Regions from separate parts of the Homo sapiens genome. Here region 2 is linked to region 1. Evidence: read pairs that join two places in POLR2A ChIA-PET (ENCODE). Cell type or tissue: CD4-positive, alpha-beta T cell. All regions are shown on one strand.

Evidence for each region. ChIA-PET counts read pairs that join two places held together with the same protein. Peaks named below come from ENCODE experiments on the same cell type or tissue, not always from the same donor. Only the 100,000 strongest peaks of a DNase experiment are listed, where the experiment ranks them.
Region 2: POLR2A ChIA-PET joins it to region 1 with 19 read pairs; 12 of 35 experiments call an interaction of 5 or more read pairs at or near these places.

The regions. Positions count from the first base shown.
Region 1 is chr1:167,454,664-167,457,163 of GRCh38, forward strand. All of the region lies in intron 1 of CD247 (CD247 molecule), which reads right to left. It overlaps LOC101928512 (a long non-coding RNA gene), which reads left to right and starts at 403. Exons shown (of 4, transcript XR_007066724.1): 1 at 403-535; 2 at 2,342-2,454. RefSeq lists silencers at 257-366, 387-476, 567-656, 997-1,226. In CD4-positive, alpha-beta T cell, no CTCF peak of the experiment used is centred here; DNase peaks (open chromatin) are centred at 408, 958, 1,358 and 2,129; H3K4me3 peaks cover 2,494 bases; H3K27ac peaks cover 2,500 bases.
Region 2 is chr1:167,508,344-167,510,843 of GRCh38, forward strand. The region is part of intron 1 of CD247 (CD247 molecule); the gene reads right to left. Among named protein-coding and RNA genes, the nearest start is that of CD247, 8.9 kb to the right of the region's middle. In CD4-positive, alpha-beta T cell, no CTCF peak of the experiment used is centred here; DNase peaks (open chromatin) are centred at 1,118, 1,448 and 2,018; H3K4me3 peaks cover 1,440 bases; H3K27ac peaks cover 1,548 bases.

The DNA.
Region 1 (2,500 bases):
CTATTGTTATTATCCAGTGCTGTAAGGACGAGATGCTTTCACCAGCAGCCGAGTGAGATGAAAGCGCTTTTCCGATCCACCGAATCAGTCCCACTGCAACTGTAAGCTGGAGACCCTCTGGGCCTTGGGAGCTCAGGCTGCCTGGGCAACGCAAGGGAGGACAGGGGCGGAGGGGGAGCCAGGAGGGCCGCACCTGCCTCGCTCGCTGGTCGCCCTCGCTCTGGGATCCGTCCTGCCGGTCCCAGGCTGTTGAGGGCGCCTCCTCAGAGTCCCTGTGGCCCCCGCAGCTTCCCCGGAAGAAACCCGTGCATCCATCGGCTAGCCCAAGCCCAAGCTCCTCCCGGAGCTCCCCGAGCCGGGGCCAGGCCTCCGCCCCTCGGTGCCCGCGCCTGGGCTCCTCCCGCTGCGGGCCGCCCGCCCGGACGCAAGGCACAGGGGGACGCCCCGCCGAGCCGCTGCCCACTGCACCGAGTTTTTCGGAGGCTGGGAGAGGAAATGCCACTTGGATTTTAAAACCGTCACCGATACGCTATAGGTGAATATTTCGCTGGGATTTTAAAGAGACGAGCTTCAGCCTGCTAAGCCGCGCTCACGCCGCCTCTCCGCCCTGGCCTCCCCGCGTCCGGCTTGGGGCCGGGTCCCTCCCGGGTCAAAGCTACGCCGGGTGCACTGCGGGCTGGGCAGCTCTCCCACTACGCCCAAAGCCCAGGCGGCCGGGACCGCCGTCCCAAAGTCACAAACCACACCCGTGAAGGACGCCCTCCGCAAGACAGAGAGGAGGCTGGGCCTGGGAAGGAACCTCCGGCCCTTCCTCACCATGCAGCCAAGGTGGGCTCCCAGCCCCGTGTTGCCGCCAGCCGCGGCTCCCGTGCGGTTACGGGAGCAGCAGCCCCGCCCCGCCGGCCCCCAGCTGGCTCCTCGCTCGAGGTTTCCTGTCGAGCGCTGCCATCCAGGGCCCGGGTTATCGCGCGTGATCTCCCATCTGAGCTGCTCACACGCTGCCGCCCGCCCCCACTTGCGGTCCCTTGTCCCCGAACCGCACCCGCCCCCAGGCCCCCGCGCTGAGAGACCAGGGCGTGGATCTGCGCCGGGCTCCGGCGCTGGGGGCCGAGGGTCTGGTTTTTAGATATCAAAGGAGCCCGACACCAGGGTCCCCCAGACAGGCAAGGAGAGGGACCCGGCCTGGGGCCTGCCTTCGGTGGTGGGCACAGTGGCCAGGATCGGGCCTGGCTCCGGCTGGCCCGGCACACGAGCACGGCGACAGTGGCAAGACTGGGAGGGCCGGCGCTGCCTCCTTGGGAAGCCCCGGAGAGACGCAACCCTGAGAGGCTGGGCCTTCCCACCCCCCGCCCCCTCCCCCTTCCTCAGATAGCAGGGAGGAAGCGCCAGGGGTCTCTCCGTTCTCACATAGGGGGACTCCAAATGTCGTCAAACCTGCCACTCTCGGAATCAACAGCTGCTTTCATTTTGAGCCCTGTGAGCAAAAGTTTCAGGGCTTTCCTGGCACACATACCCAGTGCATGGAGAGCGCTAAATTTTATCTTCCCTTCTAGAGTGGGACATTCCTGTGTGGAGCTCCGAGAATACATGCCGGCACTGCCTGTGCCTGGGGCTGTGCTGGCTCCCACCCAGCTGCAGGAATGAGGGACCACGGTACGGAGGGAAGTGGCTGAGTTGACAGCCACTGATAGAGCTTTTTCCTGATTGTCTCTGGCTTGAGCTAACCAGGTGGCATGACAAAGTACTTAACAAAAACTACAGATGCAGAGAATTTTGGAAATTTTTAAAAGACAGGAAAAAAGGTGGTTGAGGCAGAAAAAGGTAGTTCTAGAGTGAGAGGGGTTTCTTTCCTCCTCTTGGCTCACAGCAGAGGCCAAGTCCTTAGCAGTGTTTCCAGAGCAGGTGAATGAGACTCTCTGAAGGCCGGCCCAGGGGTCTGCCTTGTAACACGTTCCCCCAGCTTCTCATGTACACCACCACTCTTCGGGGACCACCACCTTCTGGGTTGGATGGGTCTGGAAGATTCTACGAATATATCCAGCCCTACCTGAGCATTTGCAGAAAGCCTGCTCTGTGAGGGAGGGCAGCCCCAAAGCTCTCTGTTGTAGACACAGAACCCAACAGGGACTACTGGTGCCACACTCTATCTCTTCTGTCAGAGAAGCACCCAAGTGAGCCATGACTTTGACATTGCATGGCCATCTTATGTTCATTCCTCAAACTTTGTCATGTTAATGTGTACTCTCTCGGGGACATCATACCTAACACGGCTGCCTGAAGATCTGCTTCGTTTAGAATATGCTAGTGAGGACAGTCCTGGAATTTCTTTGTCTCTTTCCAGCCCTGCTTTCTCTACCTCCAGTCGTTTTCTGAGGACCGGCTTGGTGGGTGCTGATGCCTGCCTGGAAGACCTCACACCCACAGTGTCTTAGAAGATTCTGAAAGCAGTGTGAGGTACCAGCCTGCTTTAGCGCTAGGAGCTGGCATGGTGGGGGTCTCA
Region 2 (2,500 bases), 54 kb after region 1:
CAATGGGCAGGTGAGAGCTGGCTAAGTTTTTAAAGGGGATTTCACAGGCCAGGTCAGCAGGGAGATGGATGGGTGAGCGATGGTGGATACAATTATTTGACTTTCTGAGCTGTTCTTTTGAAGCCTCTATGTTTAATAGAAAGAAAAAGGATAATCCTCTTTGCCAACCTTTTGTAGCTCAATCTTTATTGTTCCCAATGAAACCCAAAGAAAACGGACAAGATTCATTTTGTCCAGAAAGCATTTGTGTATTTTATGTAGGTCTGGGCTTTGAAGTGTTGATAGTTAAGTGGGAGAAAAGACAAAGATTTCTCTCGACTCTGTGGAAATCAAAGGAGGAATTTCTGAAGCTCTCTTGGCTGACTCAAAAGTCCTGGGTGGTATCCTCCATATATGCTTCCTTTGCTACTAAACTCAGCATGGAAATTAGCACAGGCCCCACACAATGATGAAAATTAGATGAGACCATAAAGAAGTGAGCCTGAAGACAAATTTAGACTTTTTTGCAAAAATTGAGAACATGGTTTCCGGGACCAGGGACACTTTCTTGTGCTTATGGGCTCTCAATCATTTAACCTTCATCTTCAAAACACTGGCCTGGCCAGTGGGCTGGTTGAGCCAACCATCTACAGGACTGTTGGTTTGATTTGGGGCACATGAGAGGTGCTTGGTAAATATTTACTCAATTGGTAAGTCAAGTGGCCTGTCAGATGGTTTAAATAATCAGATATTAAAAATCATGGCTGGGCGCGGTGGCTCATGCCTATAATCCCAGCACTTTGGGAGGCCGAGGCAGGTGGATCACTTGAGGTCGGGAGTTTGAGACCAGCCTGACCAACATGGAGAAACCCTGTCTCTACTAAAAATACAAAATTAGCCGGGTGTGTTGGCACATGCCTGTAATCCCAGCTACACAGGAGGCTGAGGCAGGAGAATCACTTGAACCCAGGATGGGGGTTGTGGTGAGCCGAGATCGCGCCATTGCACTCCAGCCTAGTCAACAAGAGCGAAGCGAAACTCTGTCTCAAAAAAAAAAAAAAAAAAAAAGAAAAGAAAAGAAATCATTATCCATCTGGTTATCTTGATGGGCAAAGTAGGTCATTGGGAACCACCTTATTGGATTGTTTGCCAACCTATTCCGAGGGTGAAAAAAAAAGAAGATTAAATGCGTGTTTGCCTATTTTAGCCAAAATACATAGGATGGACACTGTGGGAAGAACTGGTGAGAATTTGGGGAGCTGTTGACATTTTCCGCTGACAGATAAATGTTCCTGAAACTATCTGGGTGCCGAGTCTCTTCTCTGGGAACGCCTCACTCTAGGGAACTATTTCTGTTGGGTTTTTGACCCTGAATTCTGAGAACAACAATTTTCCACCTGCTTGTGTCACTTTAACGCTGGTAACAATGTCAACAGTGGGTCTGGGAGATCCCCATACATCTGGGCTTAGAATTAAGGGGTGAACAGGGTTTCCGCAGGTGGGGGATGGAGTGGCGTCTGCATTCTAAGTCGGGAGAATTGAGAGGAAGGAAGCTACAAAAAAGGAAAGACCCCAGGCTTACTTGGAAGATGAGAGACCTCTGACGGGAGTCAGGCCAGACCAACCTGAAAAGTCTATGCAGCTATGAAGAAGCCACTCACACCTCTCCATGATCCGACAGAGGTTTTCTTGTCTCCCTTCTCCACAGAATCCCTGGAACATGATCTGTGACATCTCTGACTTTCTGCTCACCTACTCAGAACCCAGACTGCCAGCCCTGAGTTGAAGTAATGTTTGCCCTTCCTTCTATGGAGCTGTCCTGCTGCCACCAAACTCCTCCTAAACACACACACCATACATACAAAATCACTCACTGCTGCACATAAAAACACATCCCTGCAGATGCAGGCACACATCCATCAGCATACAGGTGAGCATACAGTGCACCACACACACCAACACATGCACACCTGCACATGCATGTCAGGACACACCTACAAACACACAGCACCACATGCGCCAGCATATGCCCACAGGGGGCACAGACACCTGCAACCACCAGAGCCTATGGGTAAATACATGCTGGCGTGCACATTGCCAACACCCACACTGACCTGCAACCCCTGGGGCTTGGGCTCAGGCTTTTCACGTGATGGGTCACCTGGCTCAGCTGCCTTCTCCCTGCAGCAGGCAGCTCAGGCCAGTAAACCCAGGGGAACAGGTTGCAACCTCTACCCCCTCCCCCAGCCTGTCTTTTCTACTCTTTCCCCTATCATACTTCTCTCCCATCATGCCCAGCCCAGATGATGAAAGGGCAGGTCTAACTGAGGGCTGTCATTCACATTCTGTCTTGGAGCCAGTACAATTTTGCATGGTGGGGAATTAGCAAAATACAAGAAGACACAGTAGACTCTAGTATCTACAGCAAAAGAGGGGGGTAGGGGTTTGTTAATCTTAAATGGTGATGTTGGTTTCCATTCTGAGCCCTCCTCCCCACCTGCCATGGCTTGGCAAAGGCAAC